Linked DNA regions of Homo sapiens: region 1 is linked to region 2. A link is a loop called in an ENCODE intact Hi-C map of the cell type or tissue named here. Cell type or tissue: gastrocnemius medialis. All regions are shown on one strand. Each heading gives the region's core, and the rest is flanking DNA. Links, peaks and the distances in the headings are about the cores only.

Region 1 (8,345 bases), core at 46-8,045, 60 kb after region 2:
ACAGTGATTTAGAAATAAAGTTGAAGAAACATACTGGAAGCTAAAGATAAAAAGATGGAGATAAAAAATATGAACAAGTGTTTAAGTGACATGGGGCACGGAACCAGGTCTTCAGAGGAGACAGGAGGAGGGGAGAAAAGACGTAACTAAGTACAATACCTAATGCCGTGGCGTATTAGATAAATATTTAAAAAGATGAGTGAGATTGAAATATACTTGTGAAAAGATGGTCAAGATATATTAAGTGAAGAAGGAAGTTGTGAGAACAGTATGCATAGTATGGTATTTGTGGTTAAAATCTATATGCATGTTCAAATGTGTACAAGAAAGAGTGAAAGGATATGAAACACTAATAATGGTTACCTTTTGAGGAAAGGATGGAGGAATGAGAGAGGAATTCTTTTAAAATACATAATGTTGTTTTGAAAGGAACATTTTTATTTAAAAAATGAAAGAACTACAAGTTACATTGGAGAGGAAGGGAGGAGAGCAACATGAGGGTAGAAGTGGTTACCTAAATAAGCCATTTAAATTTACACATAATCTCCAACCTATACTTTTCTTTATAACATGTACTTTTCTGTTACTTCTTAGCAGTTGTCTCCTTCCCCTATTATTCCTGGACGTTTACAGAAGTATATTTTCACACACTTCTCTGAACCTTCCCTTTTACCCAAAGTATGGTGGGGGTGAGGGTGTGACTGATAATTTCCTTATTGCACATAGATTTTGTGAGAGATGATATAGATGGGGAGAATCACGTAAAGTAAGGATATCTTTAAATTCTAGGTATTGGTTTACTAATAATAGTATCAACCCATCATCTTTTTTGGAATGAGTCAGCATATAAATAAAATAATGAATGGTAAAGAGAAAAAACAAAGAGAATTATAAATTCAAAAGGTATATCCTGGTGGGTATTTTTGAGTTGAGATTAGGAATTGATTAGTATCAGAATAGTAACATGTAAGTATAATCACAGAGGTTTGTAGTGGTATTCTGGACCACTTGAAAGGCCCATCCTTTTTGTGAGGAGATGGATATGATCCTTGGTTTCAATATGCCACATCTACTATAAACTTCTGAACCCTCCACCATCATTCAGGATGCATCTCTCATGGTTGAAGAAGTGGTGGAGGATGGCATGGGAAAGAGTGCCTGAGGATCCTTGCCTGGAACAAGTTATGGAAAGAAAGTCTTACAGGTATTCTTCTTACATATTTTACTTGATTGCTATGTTTTTATGGGACAAAATAGTTCTCTTTCTTGGAAGAGTGGGTTGGGAGGGGGAGAGAAGAGGAAGATGGGTGTGTTGGGGTAGAGCAGTGGCCTTCTTTTCCAAGGGTGGTAGAGAAATTAGGAAAGAATATTAGTGTCTTTCTGTCTTTTTTCTTTTTCTGTTCCCGTACAACTTTTCTGTCATCTTCATAACTAAGTTGTATCAGAGTTTTCGAATTGCAGACTCATTTACATGATAATATGATTCATCAGGAACATTTAGGTACACAGCATGCTGACATAATAGTATTAGCTATCAATAACTCTTAGAAACCAATGGGAAATGTTTAGATCTGTGAATTGTACTAAATTTTAAATATTTTGAATATTTTTAATACAAATCTTATTTGTAACTAACTTGTTGATGATCTCTTCTTTGGTTATGTTAATTGGCTATTTAACCATTTCACACTCTGATTTATTTCTCAGGCATGAAGATGTTAACAATGCTGTGCGTTTTAATTAAGTAGTTAATTAACTGGAGCTCCCTAAGTCTTAAGTTCCTGATTTTTCTCTAGAATACCAGAAACTTAAGTGCCAAGAGCTCAGAGAATGGCTTCCAGGACAGCTCTAGCCTCACTGCAGCTTAAAAAATTGCAAACAGATTTTTTTTTTTGCAAACCATATGTCAGGGAATTTCTCAGAGGTTTTCTAAGAAATTCTTTTATTTGAAGTTTTAGAAACACTATCTTCAGTTGTATTGCTGATAATTCATAATTCTGTTGTCCTTTTTAAATGATAATATAAAAAGTATGCATTAGTATGTGGGGAAGTTGTTTTTGAAAACTTACAGCAGTTGGAACTTACTCCTGTAACAACTCTGTTAAGTGGAAGTAAACAAAGATAAGTGAGCATAAAATTGGTCAAGGTAAAGTAAGTGAAATGAAACCATATAATAGTAGAGTTTTTTTTTTTCTTTTCTGTTTCAGTGAAAATAAGTAATGTTGCTCTTAAGAGAGAATTTTGTATTATTTTCTCCTCTTCTTTTTTTTTTTTTTTTCTAGCTTGGGCTCTAGGAAAAGAGCCTTTTATCCCACCTTGTCTTCCAGTCCATTTTGAATCAAGAAAGACTCATTGAAGACTCCTTTGAGAAAAGTCTGTTTTGAAGAAGGAAAAAGAAATACTGTTTGAGAGAAGGCAAACAGACAAAAAGGGTGATAGAAATATGTATTTTTGTTGTATATGTAACTCTAAGAGACCTTCCTAGAGTGAATGAAGGTAGAAAACTGAAAAGGGAGTAAATTAAGGAATGATTGAATTTTGTGGGTCTTGATGGAAAAACGCTGGTCTTCTTTTAATGTGGAAAAACAGCTAGTGCTTCAGTCCTAGGAATTATGTCTCTGCTGTGGGCAGTTGTCATAAACTCTTCTCACAATCCGAGCTGCTCTTTGTCCTCTGTGAATGAAGGTACTTTTGCTTCCATTTCATCCAAGGATGAATGAAAATGTATAGCATCTGCCCAAACCTAAAAAGTACAGTGTGTTTATCACGAGAGCTTTGTAAGGTACTTCACTTCCACTTTAAAATTCTTTAGTGCTCAAAACCAACTATTGTGGGTTTTTGTCAATAAATACTAATTTTTCAAGATGAAGTATGGTGATTTCTATTCATATTGTGGTCAATTTTCTCAATTTTGTTTCCCATAGATAGCGTGATGGAACTTAAATTTTATTTTTTACACTTAAATAACTGTGCTTTTTGTGATGCGTAATCATGATTTTCTCTTTTCCTTGAGATTTTAACAGACCTTATATTAGTGCATATGTCAAAATAAAAATTTTTAAATAGTAAATATGTTGTAATATTAAGGATATTGATTTTTTTCTATTAAATGTTGAGCTTGGTGTTGGTATAAACCCTGATCCTAAACGGTAAATTAATACTTGGAAATTAAGAGTGTAACTATGTTATATAGAAACCATCTTGCGAATTGGTTTGTGTGGGTGGTTTTTAAATTTAGTTTTTAATTTTTTTAGTATGTAATCGTACTCTTTCAGGATTATCTAAAGCACTTATTGTAATTGGTTGTTTACTTTTCTGCCTCCCCCACCACATTGAGTGGGGAAATAAAACCAAATGAGTATTTGGAATCTAGTATGATCCACCCAATAGTGAAAGCTACCAGGATGGGAATGATTCCTGGAGAATACTGGGGAAACTTGTAGAGTGTATGACAATTTAGCAAGATGTATAAGGATGAGGAGGAATTCCAAAAGCAGGTGGATGGGGGAGCTCCAAGAGGGGAGTTTCCAGCTGAGTGCAAGTTGTAGACCATTTACTGTAGCAACATCTTAGAGTAGAAGGCTGGATGGTAGAAGAGGAGCTGCAGAGATAAGCAGAGGTAGCTAGCACACAGTTATGAGAAGTTGGCTGGAGAATGAGATTTGGCAAGTGCTCCATGTAATGAAGATTTGTTTAAAGAAAAGATGTGATAGAAAAGGGCTGAGTTTTAAACTCCCCAAGTTTAAGAAGGTTTGAAGTTTTTAAACTTTAAAAGTGGCCAGGGAGGGAGCCAATAGAGTAAAAGTATAATGGTGAGGGTTATGCTGGATGCAAGAAATTAGTGTTTCACTAAAGAAGAATGTTCAGTTGTGTCAGATGTCACAGAGAGGTGTAGAAACATAAAAAGTGCAAGGAATCCTTCAGATTTGGTAAAGAATTGCCACTGGTAAATTTGTCCAGAACAATTTCAATGGGGCCAGAAAACTCTGGATTGTGAAGTACTCAGAGATGAGAACATGCAGGCAGTGATTTTATTTTAGAAGAATTATTTATCTGTCTTTGCCTTTCATTTAAAGGCACTTTCTCAAAGTTCAGGTTCCTGACTCTATGATATAATTATTTATAGACTGCCTTTCTGAAAATAGTTCTATATGGGTTAATTTTGTTAATATTAGTATGTTGACAAAAGAAAACATAAAGGTCGATATGATTATTTTCAAACTGAGAAGCTGCTGTACCAAAGCTAGTTTATAAAATTAGATTTTGTATTTATGGACTTACTCATCTACTATGTTACAGTAGTCTTTGTTTTGTGAAACTCCAAGGAAATATTTTCTACACATTTCAGGTTAAGAAAGAAAAACATGCGTTTATTTTGTCTTAAACATGAAATAATGTTTTAAGCATTCTAAAAAGTACTTACAAATGGATTAAACACATTGGCGTTCTTTATAGTTTTACTCTGGTTCTTTTTTTTGTGACTTGTTATTCATAGTCTTTGCAATGCCGCCCTCTAGTGATCGATTTCCAAAAATGCATTAATTAACTTGTAAGCCTGTTACAGTCTTTCTCTTTTGACTCTACTGATCCTTTGCCACAGCCTTTGTTTGGTGTTCTCTTTTATTGCTCTTCCATTAGTTATTCTTATTCTCCTTTAATGGCATTAGGGAAAGATCAGAAGTTTCAGGAGCAAAAAAAAAAAAAAAAAATACATATATATACACATTTGACTATGAATCCTTAAAACTTGTCCATTTACCAGTCTGGGCATAGGGCAAGTTACCTGTCCAGAGTTCTTACTGGGAATGAATGAGAATGTCTTTTTGTGGCACCTGACACAGACAGCAAAGAGCAGGCATTCAACATATACCAGCTGTCTCTTCCACCCTCTTCTCCCCAACATTGCTGAGAGTAGGGATCAGTACTGTTTTTTTTTTTTTTAAACCTGTCCCTTCTCCTCTTATATAACATCTCAATTTGTTGTAATTACCTGTTTACTTGTTTGTGTTCTATAACTTCTAGAGGTCAGGTATCATGTTTGGCTTGTACATATTTGTATCTGGTATTTAGCAGAGGCCAGTACACACAGGGTCCTCATTGGATATATATTTGTTGAATGAGTAAATGAATTAATGGATGCCAGTTTTTAATAAGAACCCCAGACTGTGTTACCGACATTTCTGTTGATTGATTGATTATGCAGATTGTAAATGGGTAATATATGATATAATTAGATTTTACCCATGACCTTTCATAGAGGTATTTATTTCATGACTTTTTCAGTTTATTCTATAGTTATTGGTCTTCTCAGGTTTTGGATAATATGATAATTTGTGTTTTCCTTAAGAATTGTCTGTTTTGTTCAGTTTAAAAAAATTATTAGCAAACACTTATGTATAGAATTTTCTTATGATATTTGACTTCCATATGTGACAAAACCCCCTTTATCATTACATTTATGTTATGTCTTGTGTTGTCTGTTTTTAGATTGTAATTAGATTGGAGGTATATATGTATTTTATTGTTTTTTTAAAGCAATGGCCCTTTGAATTTTATTCTTCTGCTTGCTAACTGAAAAAATAATTTTACCTGTTTTTTTTGTCTTCCAGGTTTTTCTAACAACTTAGTACTTCCATTTTTCTTTTTGTGCAAAAGCTTTTATTACTCTAAATTTGCTTCTAAATTACAGATTTGAGTAAATGCCATATAATAGAAGATGCTGTTTTTGTTATTTTCTAGATTTTCAATAAAATGTAGCTGCAATTTCCTCATTGATCTAAAAGTTACTTAAGAGGGTATTTAAAAATGATGAAATGTATGTGTTTACAATTGTTATTTTCCATTTTTAGTATAATATAATCAGAGAATAAGGAATGTACAGTTTCTGGTTTTTGAGAATTAAAATCTTTTTTGGTGATACATATAAGATCAGTATTTAAAATGTGCCCCAAGCACTGACAAAGAAGGTGAGTCCTCTGAAGGGTATACAGTTTTATATATTTATTCAGATCTCTTTTTTTTTTTATGTGCTTCAGCTATCATGTATTTATGATAATTTTATTAAAGTTTTGTATTACTGTTGTGTGTTTGTCATTTTTCTCATTGTTTTTTAACGTTTTATTGCTACATTATTTGATTCTTAGAAGTTTGTGATTGATATCTTCATAATATATTTTATTCTTCATCAATTAAAAATATTCAATCTTTTCATTAAACATTGCTTATCATGTGGATATCCAAATGGGAAAAACAATGAAACTTGATCCCTGCTTCCCACCATGCACATTTGATTGAAGATCTAAATGTGAAAAGTAAAATAAGCCCCTAGAGGACAGTATAAGAGAATATCTTACATCTTTCTATCAGACTGAAAGTATCAGTACTTTATAATCTTGAAGTAGGAAAATGTTTCTTAAACAGGACACACAACTCACAGGTATAAAAGGGAAGATTGATAACCTGGACTGTTGACAGTTCAAGAATTTCTGTCATCAAAAGTTACTGATAAGAGAAAAACAAAACAGTAACAGCAGATACTTGTAATATATATATCTGACAGATGGCTTATATCCATACTATGTAAACTCCTACATCAGTATAAAGGACAGACAACCCAATAGAATAAATGGGAAAGAGATTTGAGCAGTCAGTTCAAACTGTAAAGACATAATATTAACACTCAGCAGAATGGCTAAAATTAGAAAGATCGACAGTACCAAGTATTAGCAGAAAGTGGAGAGCGATGCACCTCTCTTTTTGCTGCTGGTGGGAAAATATAAATTGTAAAAATCACTTCTGAAAACTAGCAACACCTGCTAAAGCTGTGGGTATGTGTATACATACATATATCCAGCAACTTCGATAGGAATTCATGCAGATACCCACTAAAAGGCAAGCACAGTAACATTCAAAGTAGCATTATTTGTATTAGCCGAAACCTGGAAACAAAAATGGCCATCAGCAGTAAAATGGGTAAACAGATTATGGTAGATTTAATTCAGTGCTGTATAGTAATGCGTACAGCAATAAAAATGCATGAATTGCGGCCCCGTGCAACAACAAAGATAAATTACATGAACCGATGTTGATCAAAATAAACTAGACACAAATACTTACCGTGTATGATTCCCTATATAAAATTCAAAAGCAGGCAAAACTAGGAATTTAAAAACTATAAAATACAAAAGCAGGCAAAACTGGTTATTAGACCTCAGGTTAGTGGCTACTTTTATGGATGAGGAAGGGATAGGGATTGGGAAGTGGTATTGGGCTTCTAGGTATTAGTAGTGTTCCTTTTCTTGACTTGGGTGGTGGTTACATGGGTATACTGACCTTGAGATAATTCAGTGAGTTGTAAAATTTATGATTTGTGAGTTTTTCTGCATATATGTATGCTTCAATAAAACTCAAATTACGGTAAGCAAAAAATACTGCTTTAGTGTGAGGATATTATTATTAAATAATATTAAAATAACTAGAAATTCAGTGAAACTTAATCACGATTGTATTACCTATTGAAAATGTCAGTGAATAATACCCTCTGCTAATTGTTTGCCTATATGTTCTCACATTCAGTCCTACCTCTTCTCTGTCCTCTGTATGGCAGGGTACATTTAGAAAAATACAAAAAAAAAAATGAAACTTTTTTCTCTTATATTTTGGTTTTGTTTTTATTTTCATTTGTTGATTATATCTTTGCCCTCTTTTTTTAAAAAATTTTTCCTTATGGAGTTTTTTCCTATATTGAGAGTCTTTGACTCCTTTTTTCTTTGACTTTTACTAGAGGAGTTCTATTCATTTTTCTTTTTCTTTTTCTTTTTTCCTTTTACCTTTTTTTTTTTTTTTTGAGACAGAGTCTCGCTCTGTCACCAGGCTGGAGTGCAGTGGCGTGATCTCGGCTCACTGCAACCTCTGCCTCCCAGGTTCAAGCAATTCTTCTGCCTCAGCCTCCTGAGTAGCTGGGACTACAGGCATGTGCCACCACACCCAGCTAATTTTTGTATTTTTAGTAGAGACGAGGTTTCACAATGTTGGCCAGGATGGTCTCGATCTCTTGACCTCATGATCCGCCCATCTCAGCCTCCCAAAGTGCTGGGATTACAGGCTTGAGCCACTGCGTCTGGCCTGTTTTATTCATTTTCATTCATATTTTAACTGCTGGCTTATTCATTTAGTTTCTCATGCTTCATTGCTGTTATGCAAACTGTTTTCTTTCTACGTGTGTAGAGGGTTAACTTTAATTCTCCTGAAAACTATTTCTATGTTTTTCAAATATTTGAGCCTATATTTTTTGAATTAACACTATTAAAGATACATTAATTTCCCCAGTTTAAGGTGAAACAATT
Region 2 (8,345 bases), core at 67-8,066:
TAAGCTGGTATCTCTAGGCTATGGCGGAAAAGAAACAATGGGCCAAGTCTGCTTTGTTCCCAATCTGGATGAAAATCTTTATCCTCTTTTCCAGTTAGAAACTGCTGAGGATTTACTGGAACAAAGGCAAACAAAGACTGTTTAACAATGTCTTTACATACCTCAGATAATACAGACATCTCACAAGTGGTACCTTCAAAGCTACGAGAAATCAAAATGAATATTTAGGGAAAACATATAAATATTAAAAATATCCAAGGCACAGAGCTAGTTGAGAAATTATGCCTACAAAAAATATCCAACTTTTACAGTCTGTCCAGGTCATTACTTTAGAAATAGACATTTTATTGTTTTGAATTTACAGTTTTATTCCTTTTATTAGTTTCCCATTGCTGTGATAACAAATTACCACAAACGTAATGGGTTAAAACAACAGGAATTTATTCTCTCATAGTTCTAGAGACCAGAATTCCAAAACCATTCTTACAGGGCTAAAATCAAAGACAAGGCTAGCTCCTCCTGGAGGCTCCAGGGAAGAATCCATTCTTGGCCTGGAATTTTTCAGCTTCTAAGTGGCTGCCAGCATTCCTTGATTTGTGACCACATCATTTCAGTCTCTGCTCAGTCATCACTTGCCTTCTGTAGTTTAATCTCCCTTTGTGCCCCTCTTATAAAGATACTTGTGATTACATTTAGGGCCCACCAACATGATCCAGAACAATCTCTCTCTCTCTCAAGATCCTTAATGTTGGCTGGGCGTGGCAGCTCACACTTGTAATCCCAGCACTTTGGGAGCCTAAGGCAGTTGGATTACTTGAGGCCAGGAGTTCGAGACCAGGCTGACCACCATGGCGAAACCCCGTGTCTACTAAAAATACAAAAATTAGCTGGACGTGGTGGTATGCGCCTGTAGTTTCAGGTACTCAGGAGGCTGAGGCATGAGAAGTGCTTGAATCCTGGGGCCAGGGGCCTGAGGGGTGGAGGTTGCAGTGAGCAGAGATTGTGCCACTGCAATGCAGCCTGAGCGACAGAGTGAGACTCCATCTCAAAACAACAACAACAAACCCAAACTTCTTTATAGGAAAATCAATGAGCAATGAAGGCATATAAGGGGAAGCGGCAAACAAAGGTCAGGTAGGGTCAGAGTCAGGGAAGGCTTTGCTAGGGAGTGATGTTCAAGCTGAAATATGAAGAACGAGAGTGAGTCAGCTAAACAAATCATGTCCCAGGTGTTGCAATGAACATGTTAAGAGGCTATGTGGGCTGGGTGCCGTGGTTCATGCCTGTAATCCCAGTACTTTGGGAGGCTGAGGCAGGTGGGTCATCTGAGGTCAGGAGTTCAAGACCAGCCTGGCCAACATGGTGAAATCCCGTCTCTACTAAAAATACAAAAATTAGCCGGGCATGGTGGTAGATGCCTGTCATCTCAGCTACTCGGGAGGCTGAGGCAGGAGAATTGCTTGAACCTGGGAGGCAGAGGTTGCAGTGAGCCAAGATCGCGCCATTGCATTCCAGCCTGGGCAACAAGGGTGAAACTCCGTCTCAAAAAAGAAAAAGGCTATATGGTGTTCCAGAACATGAAATGATGCTCTGTGGGCTGGAATCAGAGACTGGGGAATGGGGGTGGTATGGAGCATAGTATAAAATAAGGCTGGGTTAGTAGGTGATAGTCACTCCATTCTTAATAATTTAATTGTTATAAAAAGACTGTATTAGCCTGTATGCAACAAAATAATATAGACTGGGTGACTTTACACAGCAGAAATTAATTTTCTCAGTTCTGATGGCTAGAAATCTGAGACCAGGTTCTGGTGAGGGTCTTCTTCCTGCTTGCAAGATGGCTACCTTCTTGCTGTGTCCTCATATAGCAGGGAAAGGGGGTGGGAGGAGAGGATGAAAGAGATCTCCCTCTTCTTATAAGGCCTCAGTCCTATTAACCTCACTCACCCTTATGACCTCATTTAAACTTAATTACTTCGTAAAGACCTAATCTCCACATTTAGTCACATTGGAGATTAGGGCTTCAACATATGAATTTTGGGTGCACGTAAGTCAGTCCATAGTAAAGACCACCAGAAAGTCATTGAATGACTTACAGAAGTGAGAAGACGTGATCACTTCTGACAAGGTATCACTAGATGCAGTCTAGACAATGGACAGAAGAGGGGCAACAGTGGGCATGAAGGCCACTTAGGAAGTCTTTGCAATAGTCCAGCTAAATTCAGACTAAGTTTACTGCAATGCTGTTGGAAAGTAGTGATTCCAGACTTATACAGACCGCTCAATAAAATTGCGTAGGTATAGCAACCGATTTGATATGAGAGTGAAGTTATAAGAGGTACCAGGGATGGTGCTTAGGTTTCCAGATTTTTCAACTAAACGGGTAATGGAGCCATTCGAAGAGATGGGGAAAACTGGGAGAAGGAGCATGAGTTCAGTTTGGTACACGGCACATTTCAAGTACTTTAGGGATGTTAAATATTTAACAGTTTTGAATGATAATGGTATTTTGTCAGAGTGATTAATACTAAATGCTGGAACAAATGCCCTCTACATACTTTTAATGTGCTTTCACACAATAAAAGTTCCAGTTCTTTGAGCTGACATGAAAGAAAAGATAATCAATAGTGTAATGTTCCTAAGAAAGCACATGTGGAAGGACTGGCTGGAGGCTGGAGTGCAAACAGCTTCTCTGTTGAAGGGAAGGTGTCTAGTATGATGTACTTGTCTTACCTTTCACATTTCTACATAAGAAGTCAATATCTTTTCTACAAAATCTGCAACTGTTCCCATATTGCTTAATATTAGCATTGCTATTTTGCCCCCTTACCCATCCTATGAAATGTTTTTCTTTTCTTCCTCACCTTTCTTTCAAAATCTATTGCATTATCAGGTTTTATTTATTCTTCCCTGGTAATGTCTCTAATCAAAGACCTCTTTCTATTTCTAGTGCCAATAAATAAGTACATATTTTTATTACTAGCTCAAATGTCACTTCCTTCTTGAAGCCTTCTTTATTTATCCCAAATCTATTTTTTTTCGTATTTCACAGCATTAAAAGAAAAACAGGCTGGGCACGGTGGCTCACGCCTGTAATCCCAGCACTTTGGGATCACTTGAGGTCAGGAGGTCAAGACCAGCCTGGCCAACACGGTGAAAACCCATGTTTACTAAAAAAATACAAAATTAGCCAGGCATGGTGGCGCATGCCTGTAATCTCAGCTACTCCAGAGGCTGAGGCAGGAGAATTGCTTGAACCTGGCAGAAAGAGGTTGCAGTGAGCTGAGATGGAGCCATTGCCCTCCAGCTGGGGGACAAGAGTGAAACTCTGCCTCAAAAAAAAAAAAAAAAAAAAAAAAAGACAAAACAAAAATTACCTTACCATGTTGTGAATCATCCTTATGAGAGTGTCCTACTACTAAAAATATTCCATTCTTTACAATTCTTTTTGGGGCCTCCCCCCTTTCTTCCTTTTCTCTTCTATTATTTTTTAAAAATGTGTTCCAAATAATTATTTGCCCAATATATATAACAAGTACCCAAACTGCCAAATAAATGTGGATTTACAACATCCACTCAATTAGCCTTGAAGATGATCTGATATATAGAAACACAACAAATTTGGGGGGAGGGTACCAAACTTCTAAATTATAGGTCACCCTACTCATGTGGCGGACTTTAGTGAAACTGGATTTTCAGAACCCGCCAGGTGAGTATTATCCAGAATCAAGCCAGCTTTTTGGACCTGCGTCTTAACATTAAGCAATTGGTAGAATAAAGTAAGACCACTCGGCTCTGGTTAACAGGCATCTGGATTTGTTTTGACGTAAGACGTGTTTTCAATATAACATTTTGGTTGTCCGCAACTTCTTGGTTCTTAAAACCGTCTTGAGTATCGCAGTCTACATTTGTTCTTTCTAAACTTCACCAAATTCCAATGAAATTTGTAATTTTCACTACAGGTTTGAGGAGCCAACTGCATACGATGTGGAACCATTTGCCAATACTTTCATTTCTTTTGGTCTTTTTTAGTTGCCCACCCAGAGGAAAGCATCAGATTACCTGGTGAAAATCCTCCTCAACAGGGCAGTTGGAGTGAGCACGGACAATTCGTGTTGACCCTCGGTCTCCTCCCACTTCTACATCCTCCAAGTCCCTGAGGCGGCTTTCCGCTAGCTCGCCTGTCACTTGGCGCACCTGGCTCTACAGGCCACGCCCTCAAGTCTTCCAAGAGGCCAGCGGTAAGCGCGGTCCACCTCCCTCTCCCACTAGGCGTCGGCTTCACGCCGCGCCCACGTCTCGAGGACAGCTCCAGCCCCCTCGCTCCCTGGCTCCGCCCCCTCGCTCCCTGGCTCCGCCCCCTCCAGCTCCCTAGCGTCGTCGGCGTCGAGCCCGAGCCTGCGCCTGCGCGTGCGCCCTGGGGCCCAAGTTGGGGCGCGCCGTGGCTAGAACACGGAGAGCGGCGGGCAGTGCAGCCAATGGGAGGCGGCGCTGCCTAGCGGCTGGTAGGCGGTGCCTGCGCGGGTGTTAGGTTAGCGCGAGGCGTGACCTAGTTGACAGGCTCTGAGGTGCTGCTGTGGCGGCGTCCGCGGGGCTGAGGCGGGTGGGAGCCGGAGCCGAGCGCGGGCTGAGGGAGGAGGGCGGCGACTGGAGAGCGGCGAGCGGCGAGCAGCGCAGGACGCAGAGCCTCTTTCACTTTTTCCCTGCTGAGTGCCCCCTCCCACCCCTCCCACTCCACACACACCCTGTTTGCCCGTGAGCCTGGGGAACTTGCAGCTTAAAGCCAGCCACCCCCACGGCAACATGTACCCCAGCAACAAGAAGAAAAAGGTGTGGAGAGAGGAGAAAGGTAACCGGCCCGTCGAGTCCTGGGGGTGCGGGCGGTGGGGGTTAGGGTGGGGGCGGGGGTCAGGCTGTGTGTGCCGCGGCGCCCTCCGCCCGAGCTCCCGCCTCGCGCCCTCCCGGCCGGTGCCGCCTCCCTCCGGTGTCCGTGTGTACACACGCGCACACTCGCGCGCACTCCGGCGTGCACGCGCCGCCCCTGGGCACCTGCAGCTCGCGCACGTGTGGGCGCACGCCCCTCTCTGTTGCCCTCGGCACCCCGTCACCTTCTCCCGAGGCGGTGCTGCGTTCGCCTCGCTTGCGGCGGGGACCCCCAGGCGGCAGCCCCGGGCGCGGCACAAGTTCCTCTGCACCGCAGCTGGGACTTGGGCACTGCCGGCCTGGGTGTCCCGCGGACAGGTGCCCGTCGGCGGGCGCTCAGGCTGCAGCTGCCGCTGTGCCTCCGCGCTCCGTGCACCCTCATTTCTTTCCTTCTCGCCCCTGTCCCCCCAGCCCCCGAATGGCAAAGCGTACCCACCATCGGGTGTTTACCCCTTGTCTAGGTTTCCTTCCTTCGCTGCCGCAGCGTGACTTTTGAAACCTGGAACTCTAGGGGAGCCCTAAAACGAGCGTGTTGTCCGTGAGGATAAGTGCCTTCAGAGAAGTCTGAATGGGCTGTTCTCCCAACAGTGTGTTTCTCTGTATTCCATCCCCATTCATGGGCTGAAGTTGCTCAGAGTAAGATTTTGTGACTAATGTCACTCTGTATGAACCCATCTCTGAATTTTGTGCGTATAAGGTTTATCTAAATCAGCTAGATTGACAGTGGCACTGATTCTTTAAGAAACACAAGTGTACGATCCAGCGTCTCCCACCAAGATCTCCCGCTTATCCCATCACAGTTTGGTAATATTCTAACTTGAGTGTCTCTGGCGTTTTTCACCCTCCTTTTCACACCTCTTTCCTTTTCATTCTTTAGCTATTTACAGAAATGTAGCAAAAACTTCTTGCACTCCTATTGCTAAAATAAACTAAAACCTGTATAGCAAGGGTGAGGTCTATTGAGGGTAGTGCGCATTTCTCCTGGTACCTCATCTTTACAAAAGGATATAGGGGTGACTAGGTATCAAGTTGATTTCCTTGTTAATAGTTCGTTAAAACCTGTAGATTTTTATTGCAAGTCCCGGCCTTTATGAACACGAAGGCAAAACAGTGGAGGTAAGAAAGGGAATTAATGTGGAAAAAGAATCCACTATATAGGATCGGCTTCCACAATGCACGAACAAAGGCGTGAGGAGGGAATTTTTTTTTTCAAATTTACTGCAGGAAGATTTAATAATAGAACCGAACAACACAATTAAAATGATCTTTAAAAATGTTGAAAGTTTAGTCATTTAATTATGTTTTAATAATTATGGGTTTATAGAGAGCTAACACTTCTGGTGTTATAAATCAAATGCTGTCGAGAGTAATAGCCTGATAGATAAAGTAGTGTAAAATAATTTTGCTTTGTTTTTTTCAGTAGTAGTTACTTTAGTTTCAACACACTTTCAACAAGGATTTGCCTTGTGAGCACTGAAAAATCATTTATGCCCATGTTTATTGATGATGCTGAAATGTTCGCTTTGTATAATTGATGATAATGAGGGCAAAACAGTGGAAGACATAGACATTGTTTTCAGTAACATGAATCATTGATGAAATTATAGTGAGTACTTAAGAACTATTTTTCTGTCATAATAGAAAAACAGTGTTCCTCAAGTAATAACGTTATAATGTTTCCTTCATTTAACATCTACACAGTTGGACTGTGACCAGCAGGCATTTTAGAATCTTTTTTAATGTCTTGATTTCTTTTCTTCTAATAATGGAGAATATATAACCAATTTTTTTTCCTAAGGAAGCAAATGCACCATTAAATAAGGCAATTAACAAGTAATTATCCAAAACTAAGTTATTTTTGCATGAAGTTTAATGTTAAAGGAAAACGTTACTGCGATACGAAGACTTTAATGCATATCTCAGTGTTTCTTTTTTTCAGGATGTCTATGTTTGGAATATTTAAATATAAAATATATATTATACCCCCAAGGAAGAGCTAAGGATTTCTAGTACCATAGTTAGTATTAGAGAAGCTGATGGGATGCATGACCTTTTTCCTTTCAGCCCACTGGGAAGCTGATGGTATAGTATTTTTGCAGCTGTCCTTTAAAGCTAAAGGAAGGCTTACCTACCTCATTGAAATGTCAAGGCATTCTATAAACATATTTTTAACTCAGTATACCATTTAATAAATAGGTCTGCCTACTTAATTGCTTGGTTCACAGAGAAAGGACTCATTGTAAAGGTGAAGCATTCTTTAAATAAAAGTTTTATGAAATGACAAAGAAAATGCATATATATTTGTGGCCTCCAGTATGTTTCATTGTTTAAACAAGTAATTAAGGAGTTCTGAAGACCACATATGTTTAAATAAACATGTTTGATCTAGTATTTTGAGTCCTAATTCAGAACCACTAATGTGCATTTTCAAGTATTGCAACTTATTTCATTGTTTTGTTTTAAATTGATCTCGTTTTTAAGTGTTCACACTTCAACTTTTAAATAACTGGAACAACAGAGGCCAGGTTGCATTTCTGTATGTACCTTTTGACATTCACAAAAACTGTCAGTTGCTTCATAATGTCTTTTAACCTGCTCAGTAATATTGTAATAATTTTTTATTTGTGATCTGAGCTTTTTTAGCACTGCTTTGGCATACTGCTAATCATCTCCCTTTTCTGCCTTTATGTGATAATTCTAAATTTACCATTCCCTTCAAGTTTCCTGTTCTCTCAAGACCCTATCCCCCATACTAAAGAGATGACATTGCCTTTTTAATTCACAGAGAAGGGCTAGGCGCGGTGGCTCACACCTGTAATCCCAGCACTTTGGGAGGCTGAGGCGGGTGGATCATGAGGTCAGGAGATTGAGACCATCCTGGGGAACACGGTGAAACCCCGTCTTTACTAAAAATACAAAAAATTAGCCGGTCGTGGTGGCACACGCCTGTAATCCCAGCTACTCGGGAGGCTGAGGCAGGAGAAACGCTTGAATCCAGGTGGGAGAGGTTGGAGTGAGCTAAGATCGCGCCACTGCACTACAGCCTGAATGACAGAGCAAGACTCCGTCTCAAAAAAAAAAAAAAAAAAATTCACAGAGAAAATAAATGCCATGTAATATGAACAGCCCTAACATCCTCTTGCATAGTCTCATTGGTCTGTTCCTTTACATGTCCTTTTGACTTTGTTCTATCTTAGAGGAAGGACTTTTCTTCCTTGTGTGTAAGATGAATCTTTCTGCTGTGCTCTTTATCCCATATCTTCTTTGAGTTCTTGCACCATCATGTATTCTTTCTTGGGTATGTTTAATTTCTTGGTGTCTTCAGGTTCCTCTCCATTGCCTGTAACAGTGCTCGGATCTCTTCCACCTTAGAGTCACTTTTCTTTCATAGGGCTTCACGTGAACTTGGAGTTGCTGTTCTC

What was found. Peaks named below come from ENCODE experiments on the same cell type or tissue, not always from the same donor. Only the 100,000 strongest peaks of a DNase experiment are listed, where the experiment ranks them.
Region 1: it touches region 2 in a loop (9-fold over the local background); 8 of 110 quality-filtered maps call a loop at or near these places.

Annotation. Positions count from the first base shown.
Region 1 is chr20:14,050,817-14,059,161 of GRCh38, forward strand. All of the region lies in intron 2 of MACROD2 (mono-ADP ribosylhydrolase 2), which reads left to right. Among named protein-coding and RNA genes, the nearest start is that of MACROD2, 59 kb to the left of the region's middle. In gastrocnemius medialis, for the core only: a CTCF peak has its summit at 4,506 (motif pointing left); no DNase peak of the experiment used is centred there.
Region 2 is chr20:13,990,961-13,999,305 of GRCh38, forward strand. MACROD2 (mono-ADP ribosylhydrolase 2) reads left to right here and starts at 4,556. Exons shown (of 18, transcript NM_001351661.2): 1 at 4,556-4,849. The coding sequence starts at 4,804. It also overlaps a transcript of SEL1L2 not described here. In gastrocnemius medialis, for the core only: no CTCF peak of the experiment used is centred there; a DNase peak (open chromatin) is centred at 4,421; H3K4me3 peaks cover 2,305 bases; H3K27ac peaks cover 1,634 bases.